Linked DNA regions of Homo sapiens: region 1 is linked to region 2. The links are chromatin loops, found by intact Hi-C in ENCODE. Cell type or tissue: endothelial cell of umbilical vein. All regions are shown on one strand. Each heading gives the region's core, and the rest is flanking DNA. Links, peaks and the distances in the headings are about the cores only.

What was found. Hi-C counts contacts between places; a loop is a spot of excess contacts. Peaks named below come from ENCODE experiments on the same cell type or tissue, not always from the same donor. Only the 100,000 strongest peaks of a DNase experiment are listed, where the experiment ranks them.
Region 1: it touches region 2 in a loop (5-fold over the local background); 2 of 110 quality-filtered maps call a loop at or near these places.

What each region holds. Positions count from the first base shown.
Region 1 is chr13:39,815,031-39,823,370 of GRCh38, reverse strand. It overlaps the pseudogene CDKN2AIPNLP3. Among named protein-coding and RNA genes, the nearest start is that of MIR4305, 160 kb to the right of the region's middle. In endothelial cell of umbilical vein, for the core only: a CTCF peak has its summit at 7,826; DNase peaks (open chromatin) are centred at 4,220 and 7,820; H3K27ac peaks cover 1,314 bases.
Region 2 is chr13:39,872,576-39,880,915 of GRCh38, reverse strand. No RefSeq gene overlaps it. Among named protein-coding and RNA genes, the nearest start is that of MIR4305, 210 kb to the right of the region's middle. In endothelial cell of umbilical vein, for the core only: no CTCF peak of the experiment used is centred there; DNase peaks (open chromatin) are centred at 1,095, 3,595, 4,475, 5,135 and 1 weaker place; H3K27ac peaks cover 5,625 bases.

The sequences.
Region 1 (8,340 bases), core at 55-8,054, 57 kb after region 2:
GGCTCAAAGAAGAAAAATGTGTTGAGAATACAAAGATGTGGGCGTATTTACCCATCTGCACAGGATGTGCCTACCTGCTGTGCTCACATGGGAATGTAGAATTATCAGTGGTGAAATGGCAAAGTGGCAGGAAGTGGGGGTAAACCTATTTGACTCTCTGCTGTGTCTTACCTCTTGAGTTTCAAATAAAAATATTCAATAACCAATGTGTGTGTAGTTTAAACACATCTGATGCTTTCCTGGAGGCCATACACTATTCAAATGTGACCAAGAAGCACCACAGTTTTGAAATCCCATGGACAATGATTGTGGTGGGAAAGGCATTTTCTGATATATTACCTGGATGCTGGTGACTTAGGTATCATTTGCTTTTGCCTTGACTACATAATCATTTGCTAAAATGAAAAGAACGAAAGCATCAATCATTGGCCTCAATTCTGAAAGCTTATTTTTCATTCATATTGCCTTGAAAATAAGGTTTGATCTTGGTTGGTTTCCAAATCAGTAATTTATTATGTTTTGCTCCCCCGTGCCATCTCTTGGCATTGAGGAATTAAGGTACTATCACAGGCAAAGGAAGGCAGTACTGGTCCCTTTGTTTAGAATACAAAGAACACTGCCAACTCTACCACAGAGAGGCAAGAACGAGGAAGGCATCTGCCACCCACCCACTCTGCTTACTTTCCCAAATACAACCATCATGACTTTATACCAGTTGTTTCAAGCAACCGAGAGAAAATACCTGCTTTATCCTGCTTTCCACTGCAGACAAGTTGCATGGTTCTGACCTATGACTCATTTTGTTTTACTTGGTCCTCCCCAGAATCTCATCCTATGTATTCGAAGATCAAGTTAAAAACTGCTAATTAAGATTGTGTGTGCAAGAAGCAACCAGATAACCATTTTGGCTTAACTGTCTGTGTGATTTAAACAATCTATTTGCTTAGGAAAGAAAGGGGGAGTTCTTTTTTTTGTTTTAGGTTAACTTTCATTTTCTTACTCTAACTGGGTAGGGTTTTTTAAATGCATTTGCATATATTCCATAAATTCCACTTTTTTTATTCCTTATTTGCTTCCCCTTTCCTTTTCTGTTTGTGTTGCCTTCTGTTGCAAACCTACTGCCACCCCTTAATGTCTCAGTGTGTATCTGATATTGACCTACAGAGATACTTTCAGATGCCTCTCCTTGACCATACCATGCTCCTGAGGCATATCATGCCCCTTGGACTCTTCTTTCAGTTTCCAGTTTTCTTTCTTTCATTTTCATTTCTTCTTTTGGGGTGGGGTATATAGGTTTGGGATTTCGCATTCTTTCATTTCAAGCCTCATGTACTTTAATTCTCCACTGAACTGGCCTTAACTCTGGCCCAGAACATCCTCACTTTGCTCCATTTGCTCCTTCCAAGCCTGCTTTTATACATTATGCCCTGAAGACACCCTAGGAGGTAAATTAGTTTCTATCTCTTTCGTTTCACAGATGGGGAATCTGAAAGCAGAAAGGGACTGTAGAGCACCAAGCTAGAGGTGAGCTGTGATTCAAACTCCAAGTCCTCGCTTCTAGCTGTGTCCCAGTGCAGGCAGTCCACTGTTCAGCTGTTCCAAGATCTCCCTTCAGCCTCCACGAATAACAATTGAATAATGCTGCTAATGAGGTCTGACTTGTATTCCTGAAGGGAACATTCTCTTCATATATCAGATTCTTATAATTTCCTCACCTGAAGATTTCCATATTCCAAAGCCCTGGGCACCCACAGCCTCTCCTTCAATGCACACTGTTATTCGGGGACCCCATTTGGTTGAGATAAACCTGTTATTTAATTGGTCTTAGGTGGTTACTATTTCATAATCCCTAGCCTCCTTCTTTCCATCCCAGATCCCCAAGAGTCAAGAAAGAACACGATCACTTCTGTATGATATTTCTTTATTTAACCTTCCTGCCAATCAAACACATAGAATCCATTTCAGGTAATGACAGAGAATTTTAACTGTGGCGATTAGCCACAGCTCATCAACAGCACAAGAACCTGCTGAAATTTCTCTCAGAAATCATTGCACTCAACTGTGATGTGCTGATTGAGATAATGAGCTGTAAGATGAAAATTGAGAATGAATATCTTTTTTCTTTTCCTCTCACTAAGAAGAGGAAGAAAAGCAAAAGAAAAAAAGGGAGAGGAAGCTAGGAGCTAAAGTTTATTTTCTAACACATTCCTTACTTAATTTTTCCCACCTAAATCTGATTAAGTCTACCGCTTTCCAAGGCTTTTGTAGGTTTCCACCAGTTGTGGCTTTCGGGCTGAAGAATGTCTCTGCAAGAATGTAAGTTGGATTTGTCCTTGGTTATTTGAGTCTTAAAAGCCACAGTGCCAACAGCTTTTCTCTGAATCCCTTTTCCTTTTACCCCTCCTCTTCCAAAGGATGGATTTTAATATTGACTTTTGTTTAGCACCAGTGCCTTGTATTGGATGTCTGAGTTTTAGTTGTTAGCAGGCAGACGCAAACCACAGTGTGCCTTTGCCATTGTTCGCCCTGGAATTCCAGAGGCATCTAGGCCACTTGGCTCTGCTGCCCTCATCAGGGGCAGCCCCTCTCTCCATACAGGGCATCCAGTGGATAGAAGCAAATTCCCACAGCTCTGCATCCCAGCCCTGCCCTCCCCTCCTCCTCCCAGAGCAGGATGGAGATGGGATGGAGAGATAAAGACTGCCCTGGAGATTTCATCCTCTGAGGTAACAGCCCATTAGGGAGAGCAACATAAGTGCAAATCTTAATCTTTTTACTTTTCCGGTCACACAATGAACTTTAATTATGAGATTATAAGATTGAAAAGGAGGCTTAGGAAGGCGGTATGTGTGCATAGTGTGTGTGTTGTGCACCGTGTGTGTGTGTTGGTGAGGTGGATGAAATAATTTCTGGTATATATCCCAAAAAAAGTTCTTTTGCAATTCCATCTTGCAAACTTACCTACTCTAACAGTTACCAACACTTACCTACTCTTGATTGACCCTGTGGCTTATTCACTGACTTGCCTTTCATCTTCATAGGCAACTTTATGTATAAGTCTATGTTAAACTTTTATGGTGTTTATTGCACAGAAATAACTATATCACTCACCCCCAAAATATAAAATGCATGTATATATGCACACATAAATCTGCGGTAAATATATGAGATATATGTATTATCAACAGCTTGACACCAATGAGGTATAAATTGGTTAAATTTCATATGAAAGATATTGCTTCCCAAGTGTCATTTAAAATACACATACATGCTCTCAATGTACATATACTTAGATACATACACACATATATATCTGTGTGTATATATACATATACATTGAGTGAGAGACAAACAGTAAAAGAAAACATTAACATTTGTGTGTACATTTTCCTTTTTCTCATTGAATGTTCATTTTCTCTTTCTTTACAATGGATCTTCTCTTTCCCAGTGAAAGACCCTGCTAAAGGGACAAGCTGCTTTGTAAGAGAAAAGAACCAGGCTCAGCGCCAGGGGTCCTGAGTTCAAATCCCACCACTCTACTTCCAACAGGACATGAGATCTTAGCGCATTTCTTTAACCCTCTCTGCCTCATTTCTATTAACAGAATAGCCTCTATAAAATTGTGTGGGAAGGAGATCGTGGTAGTTAGCTCACAGTATTGTAAGACCTCTTGATTGAAATCCACAACAACATCAATTCTAAGATCTTTAACATTTTTCACATTTTAACGTCTCTGAATTTGCATTTCACCTTACGATGGATGATGCATTATATTTAATTGGCATATTTTCTTTCCTAATGGCACATGAAGCAATGATATTTCTTACAATTGATGATATGTACATTTAATAAAACACTATTTGAGTTAAAAATTGTCTTGCCAGTTTATGGTATTATTCAAAAGTCATGTTGTCTTGTTGCTAAATAATGAACCACGAAATCGATCTCCCTGGCCTGTTCTGAACAACCAAAGACATTCACTGAGTTACAAAGTACCCGGCTGAAGCAAAAGATGAATTAGGTAAGAAGGAAAAAATGTCTGTCTTGAAAAACATTACACATAAGAGCCGCTCACTTGGTTTAATGATCTGGTGTTATTGTCCTGAAATTCTTTATAATTTTTGCACAAGAGGCCTTGAATGTTTACTTTACACTGTTCTAGAAAAATGACGTAGCACATCCTGATGAGAAACTTACTTGGTTAAAAAATTAAAGTCTGTTGACTTTTCTTGCGTTCACCTTCTGGCCCCTGGCATGCAAGACTGTGAGTGTCTCAAAAAGAGTCATGAACTTTGTAGTACTCAAATCAGCCTTTTCAAGCACGCTTTGTTCTGTTTTCAGCCTTCGTATCCTCAGCCCACATAGGACAGCAGTTACAAACAGACCTTGGAATTCTGAAGGTTAGAAATAGATAACATATTTCAAAACCTTTAGCTTTTAAAATAAAGACCCTTAAGGAAAGCACATGTACTTTTTTTTTTTTTTTTTTTATAATTTGAGGGAGAAACCCCTGAAACTTCAAAGCATCGTTTCATACTTTTATACAACTCGCATTTTACATAACTCATGTTCTGTAAAGCAGATCATAAAGTTACTTTTTAAAAGAACGTTACTAAAATAAAGTTACAATAAGCATCTTTTCTGGTTATATTTTCTATCACCACCTTATATCTCCACTTTCTGTTTTGTTGGGGATGAATATGGTGCAAGCAATTTTCTCTGCTAAAACCAAAGTATGCAAGGAAATTAAAACCTCTCCTTTGAAATGTATCACCGAGAGTCAGATTCTATCCAGAAATAAATTGTGAACATGATTCTATAAAACACGTACTCTAGACTTAGAATTTCTGAGAGACTTAAGTGAAGAAAGTGAGGATGTTGATGGGATGAAATGAATAGGCTCACTTAAAATGACACATTGAGCTCGTGAAATTTTCTTAAGCAGATTTTGCCCAAGTAGAAGACTAAAAGTTGTCTCTTTTCAAACATGCTTCAAAATCTAACATTTCTAAAGGCTTCGCAGTTGTGATTGGCCTGTCTACAAGCTTTAGGAAGTCTTTGCTGCTACCTAAGCAACAAAGATTCAACAAGACAAAGGCAACAGTGTTGAAAGGAAAAATAATAGGTGAAATTTAAAAGGGATCACTGCAGAGGACCAAGAACACCCAAACCTAGACACTCGTTTTTCTCCTGGCCCTAGGGAAATATATGCATGGAGGATAACAGCCAAAGGACATTCACTGTTACTATTAACTTTGGGGCCCAAACCGCAATGTAAAACTGGAATGACCTGTCCTTGAAGGCGGCGAGCGCAGGCACCATGGTGGATGGCAAGGAGGCTGCTCCCGGGGAGGTGCTTGTTTCAGGAATACACAGGCAGCTGACTTCGCAGAGCAGCCTAGCCCCTGAGGTCTTCTTGGAGTTCATCCTTCACCATCTACCCATTGACCACAACCGGCTGCCTGAATGAGCTGCTGTCCCTCTCTGTGGTCTGTGCCCACCATCTCCTCCTGGGCTTCAGTTACAATAAAGGCCTTTCAGACAAAGTGATGGAACTGGCTGGTGGGGTTGAAGTGGAAGGCCTGCCACAGTTTACTACCAGAAGTGATTCAATGAATGAGTAGAGCTAAGGCAGAAGACCAATCACACTGTCTTCATCAGCTACAGGGGCTTAGAAAGGAGGCTGGGATGAATGGGATGCCAACCCCAGCAGCTCTCTTAAAAACTCCTGCTACCACCAACAAAGAAAGAGGCAGGTGGAATGAAAAGGAATCTGTCTAGATTGGCTTTTTTTTTTTTTAAGTTCTCATTCTTCCAGTAGCTATCACTGTAAAAGTCTGCATGAATATTTATGTATTCATAAATCATGCACTCTAAGATGAGTTCATCAACATTGTAAAAGCTCTTCTTTTTTTATTTTAGTTTTTAAATGTCAAACTTTGTGTTTAAAATGCGCTTTTTTGTTGATGTAATAATAGCAAGTAATGAAATTTGTTGTTTGGATTTTTTAGCAGTGGAGGGAAAAAAAGTGTGGGGGCAAAAACTGAAATGACTTAGGCTGGAGTACTCCTTTTGAAGATTTCTGAAAACAGATTCAATAACATCTATCTAATCCCCCAAAACCTGGGCACAATCTGTATTATATCAAGAGCTTAAATACAGTGTTTTCGATGAATCATATAAACAGCACAAAAGGTTAAGGATTATGTTGTCTGTTAAAGAGGAATTTAAAATCAGAGCTCTTGGGTTCCCATTCTTCGCAATTTCACGCTCATTCTTTGGATGCCTCCTCTCTTATTCCTCACTGGGAGTCATCTCACGATGATGTAGATGTACTTGAATACCTGGAGAGAGGGAACTCTCTCCAAACCCGCATTTCTTATGGGGGCCACGCTGTATAACTACATCTATCTCTAAAATTGTAGATGACTGCTTAAGTAGTCCAAAGTCCAGGGTATATATCTAAGTTATTGATATGGTTTGGCTGTGTCCCCACCCAAATCTTACCTTGAATTGTAATAATCCCCACATGTCAAAGGTGAGGCCAGGTGAAGATAATTGAATCATGGGGACAGTTTCCCCCACACTGTTCTCATGGTTGTGAATATGTCTCATGAGATCTGATGGTTTTATAAATGGGAGTTCCCCTGCACAAGCTCTCTTGCCTGCTACCATGTCAGACATGCCTTTGTTCCTCATCTGCCTTCCATCATGATTGCAAGGCCTCCCCAGCCATGTGGAACTGTTGAGTCAATTAAACCTCTTTCCTTTATAAATTACCTAATCTCAGGTATGTCTTTATTAGCAGCATGAGAACAGACTGTTCTATAATGCCTTCTTCTCCAAAACAAATATAAAGAGGACTTGGCCACCTTCTTCTAAAATGTCTAATATTACTATATCACCAGCCTCCTTTTTCTGAGTTAGAATTTAGTCTAGCATCATAAATTCTCATATTGCTTTCTCTACTTTCTTTTATATCTAGCAAACTCACCAAAATGCAGTATCACATTTTTGACCCTATAGAGGCAATAGGCACTTCCATTCTTTTTACTTTTTATGTAGGTTCTAGATAATTTGGGGGTCAAAGAGGAAGGAAGGTCAAGAGAAAAATAATGGCACAAGAATACTGCAATAATTTGCAAACAGTTCTTTTAAATGAATTATCTTTATAATGTGGGCACTATTGTTATATAAAAACAATTCAACAGTTTTAAAATGTGTGATAAATATTAGGGAACATATAATTGTAAAACTTTATCACTTCCCTTTTAAAGATAAGAGGAAAAACAGTGGTTGGAAGAAGTAATTTAGAAAAATTTGTCTTAGTGAATAAGCGTATCTAACATTTTCTTTCAGTGGTTCTCTGCCAAGAGTGATCTTGCCCTCCACCCCTACACCAGTGGATATTTGGCCATGTCTGGAGATATTTTTGATTTTCACAACTCCGGGGGGTGGGAGGGCATTTCTACTGACGTCAAGTGGGTAGAGGCCAGGGATGTGAAACACCCTCCAATGCACAGGGCAGGCCCTGCTGCAGAGAATGTTTTGGCCCCAAATATCTATAGTATCATAGCTGAGAAACCCTGCTCTATTTTATTAATGGAAGAACAACAAAAAGAGGGTAGACTGAGTTCTTTAGGAAATACTTTCACAATCCCTAAATGGGTCACCTCAACTCCAGGGCACTCATCTGCTCAGGTGTTAGTATTATGGAGACAGATACCAAGAGTCCAGTGTTCCCAATCAATCCTGTCTTCATCCATTCTTTATATTTTTAACTCCACCAGCTCCAAATCGTTCAGTCTCCTCTAGTAATTGGACCAACTCTGCCCCCTGCCTATGATTTAAACAGCTGGAAGCTTGACTTTCACATGCAGAAATCAGAAGTCTTGAAGCTCAAGGAAGCAAAAAATCTGTGCAGATGCTTAAAAATAGCCTGGCTCAAAGAGCGTCAAGAGGTAGACACTCTAATCATAAACATTAGGGTGCATGTTCTAAAAATGTTCTGAGTAGAATCTGAAAATCTAGCAGAAAGTCCTTTGTCAGTTTGATTTTACATGAAAATCAGGCTCTGAAGCATTCAAGGTTATACTCCTAATTTGTAGGAACTCTCAGAGAACACTATCTTACGCAGCTTAACTTTCAGCTGCCACCCTCATGGTGTTTTGCTTCTTATACCGATTTACTATTATCATACTTCTGTTTCTTTTTTTTTCTTCAGTATAATGTGGGAAAATGACTTTTGTGGACATTCCTACTGTGAATATTTGCATTTTTGAACATTATCTGAATGGCATCACGAATTCACACCATCTGAAATCACAGAGCCTTGCAGGT
Region 2 (8,340 bases), core at 335-8,334:
AGACAAGGCCCAAAGCAAATCACAAATTATTGTCATTCTCCCAATTTTACCTCTCCTTGGAAAAACCAATTACATCATTTATCTGCTGACTCTTTTTTGGTGTAAGCTTATTAACACTAATTTACTGAATTTGCATTAGAATTTCAAATTTAGTTGCTTTAACAGAAGAGTAAAACAAAACCACTATTTTTTAAAATAGCGCTAAAATTTTTAAGTGTGTTTCGAGAAAAGAAATTGAATTCCAAATATAGACAACTCCTACTTATTAATGCCAATAGGGAGCATGGCAAGTTGATAGTCAGATGAATTTCTGTCCAGCAATATTTACTGAGAGACTGCTGTGTCAGAAGAGGCTGAAGACTGGAGAAGGTTGAAGGTCAAGGGAGGCCACTGCCCATCCTCCCACAGCATGCAGGCTCCTGGGGATAGAAGATGTACACAAATTGTTGTAAATGTCGTAACTCAATTATTAATTTTAAACTGAACTCTTTAGATAATATTTTCACGCACTGTTTATGGAGCATTTGTTGTGTGATGAGCAATCATTATTTTTCATGTCTTATGTCATTTAGTTCTCATGATAATTTTACGAAGTAGATTTTATTACTTATTCCACTTTAAAGATGGGGAAACTGAAGTTCAGAAAGTATGGATAATGCAAAGTTTAATTCACTAGTAAGCCAATGCTCACAAAGAGCCAGAATTTTGGAGTTATATTTTTAGACGGACACACTTTGAAAACATTAAAACTTAAGAGTACAAATCATTCAAACACTTAACTATCAGTTCCTGGATAACTCAAGATATTCCAAATACATAGTAGTTGGTAGCTGACAACCTAAAAGCTAGTTTTGTTCTGAGTAATTTATTTACCAAAATCTTTTTTACACAAATAAACTCCCTGGAAAATATTTTCAAAATCATTTCTAAAGCCGCAAAAACAAATTTAGACCTAGAAAAAATAGATTGTAGATTTTGATCTCAGCACAGGATTTATCTTTATAAATAACCCAGGGTGGTATGTGGATGTGTGGCTGAAAGTGATAAGATTATAGAATATCAACTAGAAACACAGTCACAATAGTGGAGTCTGGGGGAATTTGGCACAATTGAAATAGCTTTATTATTGTTGTTGTTTTAACATATTTTGAAAGTGGAAACAGTGGGCTAAGACGGAAAAATACTTTTCTTATGAGAGACTTTGATTTCTCTGTAACTTCCAAAATAGGAAGCAAACTGTGGAATCCAATTACTTCCACTAAGAAATTACAATTGCTAAAATTTGAGGAAACATACCTCTCTTTCAGTGCAGTGTTTCTAGGTGCCATAGAATGTGACCCTGAAAGCAGCTTTCACAATTTGAGACTCTGGGTTTAGCTACAGAAGGGTTCCAGGACTTGAGTCTCATATCTACTCTTATTTGCAGAGAGTCCAGAAATGTGTCGACAGACACAGCTGAACAAAATCTGAATGTCCTTCCAAGAGCTCCCTGCACAAATGTCCTGCACAAATACAAAAAAGCAGAGGGAACTTCTCTAAGAAGATGGCTCAAGAATCCCACAACCACAATTTCCTTGGTCAGGGAAACTGCTCTTTTGTACGAAGCAGTGGGCCAGAAGGTATTTCAGAATCTTTGGAAAGAAAGAAAATCGAGGAACTTGAGTTGCGTATATAAAGTCTTGGGTTTTTAGTCCAGGGTTCTAGAACACCCCGGCAGTTTGTGCTTGTGCTTTGTGCATTAGGGGGAGAAATGAGAGAGTCAGAGATTGCTTTAGTTTGGCAGGTGACATAGCTTGGTGTTGAAGCAAACCCACTTGAGAACTAGGCAATGCAAGTTCAAGTAGTGAAAACTCTTAAACCTAGAAAAAAGGCAATTGTGAATTTTAATCTTGGAACAGGATTTATTTAATAGGATTTACTCAGTTTGTGTACGTGTGTGTGTGTGTCCCAAAGTACAAAGATAATAGAATACTAACCAGAAACACAAATTCAAAAGTTCAAGTTCTGCCATTTACCAGCTACATACCCTTGAAATTTTACTTCATTTTTGCCAGCCTTAGTTTCTTCATCTGTAAATCCAAGATGATGAAAGTACTTACTTCACAGGCTTCTTGTGAGGAGTAAGTGAAGTTAGTGTTTAACACTGTGCCTGGCACTTAGTAAGCATTTCATCTCATTAGATATTACTATTATCGGCTGGGCATGGTGGCTCACGCCTGTAATCCCAGCACTTTGAGAGGCCGAGGTGGGTGGATCACCTGAGGTCCAGAGTTCAAAACCAGCCTGGGCAACATGGTGAAACCCTGTCTCTAACTAAAATACAAAAATTAGCCAGGTATGATAGCTAGCGCATGCTTGTAATCCCAGCTGCTCGTGGCTAAGGCAGGAGAATCACTGGAACCCAGGAGGGTTGCAGTGAGCCAATATCACACCACTGCACTCCAGCCCGGGCAACAGAGCAAGACTCCATCTGAAAAAAAAAAAAAAGAAAGAAAGAAAAAAGAAAAAAAAATATATTGCCATTATCAGCACAGAGCTGCTTCGAATAGTCATACAAATCTAACCTTTAACCAGCCATGACTTGCTGAGTCTTTAAAAAATTAGTCCGTCTTTCCCTCCTTCTCCTCTCTAGCTATTTCCTTTTCTTCTTTTTGCTTTTTCTTTCTTTTTTTTTTTTTTTTGAGATAGAGTTTTGCTCTCGTCACCCAGGCTGGAATGCAATGGCACGATCTCGGCTCACTGCAACCTCTGCCTCCCGGGTTCAAGTGATTCCCCTGCCTCAGCCTCCCAAGTAGCTGGGATTACAAGCACGTGCCACCATGCCCAGCTAATTTTTGTATTTTTAGTAGAGACGGGGTTTCACCATGTTGGCCAGGCTGGTCTTGAACTCCTGGCCTCCAGCTATCCACCCGCCTTGGCATCCCAAAATGCTGGGATTACGGGCATGAGCCACCGCTCCCAGCCCCTAGCTATTTTCTAACATTGAAGAGCTCACCTGGGAGGTCAATAAAGTCTCATTTCAGAGAACAAAAATAAGCGTGTCCCCTCTACTAGGTTCCTTCTTGTGCATTCTCAAAAGACCCTCCCCTACAATCCCACTTGACTTCTCCAGGGATGACCCAAACCCAGCTTGTCAGTTGGTACTACAGGTTCCAATCAAAGAAAAATGTAAAACCTCCTGGGGCAGTTTCCAGAGGGCAGGCAAATCTCTTTGTGTGATTCCCAGCTTTTGTGGTGAGGGGCAGTGAAGACGGCCATCGGGCATGGCAAAGAGGGGAAGGTGGGGAGAAACTCCAAAAGCAGGGTCAGAGACTGGCTTGATGCTGGGCCTGGAACGATGTAATCTGTTCCCGATGTGAGAGAGGCAGGCTGGGTAAGCAAGAGAAAGTGTAAGGTACCATCTGTTCTAGACTTCTGAAGATTTTCATTACATTCAGATCAACTTGATAAGACACCCCAATCTACACCAGCATTTTTCAAATAGGGTTTTCAAGAGCTTTCTGAGGACTGCAGAAAGCAGAGCTGTGGAACTTGGCAGGAGATTTAGCACGACTTCCTGCTGGAGCCAGGTCAGCATCTTCAGCGCCGTTCCCCTGGCGCCTCAGCCCTATACACTATCTGACCTTTCTGCACTTTCTTTCCTCCACGCCCTTCTGTCATCTTATCTCCACTGCACCTCCTTATTGGAAAAGGATTCTTACCTAGGTTGTTACAGGGGCCTATCCTTTAATCAGGATGTTCACAAGGGGTTTCAAAATCACCCTGATGGAACTGAACTATACACCAGGGTGGTTCCTCCCCGACTTCTTTCTTCTCTACCTTTCTTTCTTCCTCCCTTCTTTCTTCCTTCTTTTCTTCCTTTTTCCTCCCTCCTCCCCTTCCTCTTTCCTTCTTTTCCTCCCTCCCTCCCTCCTTCCCTCCCTCCATCCCTTCCTTCCCTCCTTGTGTATTTACTGACTGTCTGCTATATCCCTGGCACTAAGCCTCTGTTAATTACATACACTTAGGCCAGGCTCTTGAATTTGCAGACAACAGCAAATCCCGTTAAGTTGCCAACACTTGAAAGAGAAGAACATTTATAGATGTGTTGAATAAATGCACTCCAACTAATGAGAAAGCTTATAAAATTATTTGGATTCATGTAAGTTTAGATTTAAGGTAGCACAAGAGCAAACAGCAAACCACTGGGAGAGGTGAAATGAGATTGATAGGGAAAAATAGATCAGCAAACCAAATCAGATATATTTGTTAAGCACCTTCCATTCATCCTGACCTGTGCCAGGGACTATGGGAGATGGGAGGAAAGTAGAAAAGATGCTTTGAGGAGGTGTCTTGAGACAGATGTCATTAGGAACCACTGACCAATAACACTATGCGTGGATTCCCCAGGGAATCCATAGGCCTGTGGCTATGAAATGGCCACAACCACAGCAGAAGTTTAGCAGTTGCTTAGGAAGACGTAAATTCCCAGCTGTGACTCACCGTGTGTCAAGGAGGATTTTTCTGACATCAGTTTCCAAGCAGCTCACCCAGACTTTCTTACCCAAGAGGGTACCAGACCATGATGCCACTGGAGTTGCATTTTTTTAATTTATTTATTTTATTTTCCAAAGGGCCATTTGAACCAAGAGTGACCTGTGGCCCCTGGAAACTCTAAGCAGTGGTTTGGCATCTTGAGAATCTGTCATGCTTTGTGGAAGGGTCTAGTCCTGTCTGGAAAACAAAACTGGTGATATTTAATGTGAAAGTGTAATCCTACTGTCTCTCTCCTGATAAATGCTCAAAACTCAAGTATAAAAGCAATGAATTCCCCTTGGATATCTAAATGTAGCACTTAAAATCAATTTGATTTTATCTGAATTCTGTTAACATTGGATTATAGATGCACGGTTGCAGGCTTTGAGTGTTTTCAAGTTCTCGATATTTTAATTTTTTCCATACCCACATTGTTTTAAATGTGAGGCCTAATGTCTTCCAGCCCTAGGCTTGCAAATCCATGTTCATCTCTGTGACTGACCCCATAATATTTACTTATAACGTTCATAAAAATACCCTGCATGCCAAAAGCTGTTAGCTGCAGGAAGATGATAAAATATAAAAATATTTAATCAGCCAGTGGGAATTCCCTTACATGTTAAATCAAAGGCTCTCTCAGAGGACCCACGGTGACCTCGGAAGGCCAGAGGGTTCAGCCGCACTGTGCGGCAGCAGGAGGGAATGCCTGCAGAAAACCCACCCTGTTCAGGGCCCCTTCATGTCCTCCAGAAAACACAGCCCTAAGGAGATGCTCGGCTTCACTGCCAAGGGACTCAGGGGCCGGCATGTGCAGGCTCTGTACGGCTTTTCCACTGAGGTTTGTGTAGCTTGTCCCATCTCTCTCAGGGCTATCTCACCATGTAACATGTGCTCTGTTCCTCTTCCTCCCAACCCCCAGGACTCAGTGTTTCTCAAAAAGGAGCACCACAGAGGCTTTCTAAGGAAGAAGTGCTAGAGAAATCATACAGGGAGTGATGGGGAGGGAAAAATATCCCAGGGAAAGGAGTGCTGGATCCAGCCCTGTCTTTGCTGCCACATGTGTTGAGCAAGTCATTGCACATCTCTGGAAGTTGGATGGATCTGTGGTTTTCAGCCCTAATGGTTCCAAGAGGTATCCCTAGGTTACAGAGAGGATGACAAGGGGCCGCTGGGTTTTTATACTCCTTCCCCCTTGCCCCACTCCTTATGTCAGTCAGCTCAGCAGTAATCAGTTTTTTGTTCTGGATTACACATAACATTTAACTCACAAAAAGTGTCTGCTGTTAAAAAGAAAAGTTTAAAAACCAGTGGAACAACGAAAAAGTCCTATTTAATATAAACATAATTTGAGGCTCAATAATATCCCGGACTCCAATTTCCTGCTCATTGGCAGTCCCTACTAAAAGCTAGTTGAAACTAGTTCTTTACATCCCAGTGCCCACTAAGGAGCCATCAGAGCATAAGCTAGGCCTAGCTGAGGGGTGGGGTTGAGTGGCATAGTTCAAGGATGCTACTCTGCTTTTGCAGAAGAGTATAAAATTACAAAGGCTGCAACTTGAGCCAACTGGCAGAATGCTATTCACCCCTTTTGCATTACTTTCTACTTGAATGGCACCAAAGCAGTGTGCTTGTGTTCCTACTTTCTGGTAACATTTTTAAAAACTAAATCCGGTCTTTGAATTTTGATATAACCATTTCCTTTCCCAGGACTCAGGAAATTCACCAGCATTGTATTGGGACCCATGTGAGTGACAAACACGATGATAACTCAGAACCACTGAGCCTCTCACTGTGGTGCTTTGCTCTTAGGCCAAGTTTGTCCTGAGATGATCCTTCCCAGATGGCTGCTCAGAACTTTATGCAAACTGACTCTTGAAATGTCCACCAAAGGAACTCATCCAAACCCCAGTACTGGATGCCACCAGCCCAGCTACATTAATCATACCTTCCTCTTTTGTGCCAAAGTCCTCATTTTAAGCCAGATGATTTAAAATCATTCCATCACCCCCAAATCATTTTGTCATTCAATTTCCATCTATCATGCTAGATGTCCTAAGTTTTGTCCTTGATTCAATTTTGTGTCAACTCAGTAATATTGAATCAAAATTCTATTACTAATTCAAACCAAAAGTGACAAAAACAGAAAGTTTTACAGGGTAAAGCATAAGAACTTTTCCATTCAGCTGCTTAATATTACCTGTACTCCTAACATCAAAAGACAGTTTTCACTAGCATTTTGTTGTATAGTCTTTCATATCTTCTTGATATATACACAATATTTTTAATAGCAATAAGATCACCAATATATGCAGTTTTGCGCTCTGCTCTTTTGACTTTAAACAAGAGCCTAAATTTATCCAATGTTAACTAATATTCTTCTACAATATAATTTTTAAAGAATAAAAATTAATTCTACAATATAATTCACTACAAAATTAAAACTTTCAATGACTATGTAAGATGCATAATTTATTTAACTCTGTTCTCTACTGTTGCAATGCTTGCTTTTTCAATTTTTTAATATTAAAAATCCCGAGATGAATATACTTATACCATCATTGTAATTTTTATAGTTGAAATTCCAGTATCAAAAGGAATGCTTTTAATAAACATTAAGGAACTTTAATAAATATTGACAAGTTTTCCTGTGGAAAGATGAATACTTCTGCCATCATTTTTGGCTTGTTACTTAGCCAACACTAGGTATTATCATTTTTAACCTTTATATAACTGACAGAGGAGAAATGGTATCTTATTATCGCTTTTAATTTGAACTTCTTTGCATTATATTAAGAATGAATATTGGCCAGGCATGGTGGCTTGTGCCTGTAATTCCAGCACTATGGGAGGCCGAGGTGGGTGGATCACATGAGGTCAGGAGTTTGAGACCAGCCTGGCCAACCTGGTGAAATGCTGTTTCTACTAAAAATACAAAAATTAGCTGGGCGTGGTGGTGGGCAGCTGTAATCCCAGCTACTCAGGAGGCTGAGGCAGGAGAATCACTTGAACCGGGGAGGCAGAGTTTGCAGTGAGCCGAGATCACGCCATTGTACTCCAGCCTGGACAACAGAGTGAGACTCTGTCTCAAAAAAAAAAAAAAAAAAAAAGGAATGAATATGATGTCAAATGTGTATTGGCCATCCATATTTCTTTTTTGAGCGAGCCTATTCATGTCCTTTGCCATTTTCCTTTTGGTATATTCAGCTATCGTTGATTTCCAAGAGCTCATTATATATTAAAGATCTTAACCTTTTATCTGATATGTATGTATACAACAAATATTTTTTTGAATGTTTTAAACCTAAAAATATTGTTTAGGCTATTTATGTTCAAAATGATAAAAACAATTGATTTTAGTGTCATGATTAGAAAATGCTTCCTTATTTCTAGAATCATGTAAATATTGCTTTTCCCCCCTTTGTTTCCATTCCACATTGAAATTATTAATTAATTTGGAATTGATATTGTAATAAGGTATGAGATAGGCTTCTTTCCTCTAATCCAAATATACAGTCTATTGGCAAATCTTTTCGGTTCCTCTTTCACAGCTCCTGCTGTATCTAGTTTTCTCTGCATAAAGTGACTTTAATACAGATATTGGTCTGCTCTCTAAAACTGGGCTCAATGGTAATCTGGCAAAACTTCAGAAACTCAGGGCAATTAGAAAAGTTGAGCCTTCTTATGCTCTTGCAATTAAAAAGTAAATAAATTTTTATTTATTTGACCCATTGTAACATAATAATAGTTCATAGTGTCTAAACTAAATTTTGATTCACTAAGTCCAAAATGTTGGTTCACAGTTGGTTATTAGGAGACAACAATCCT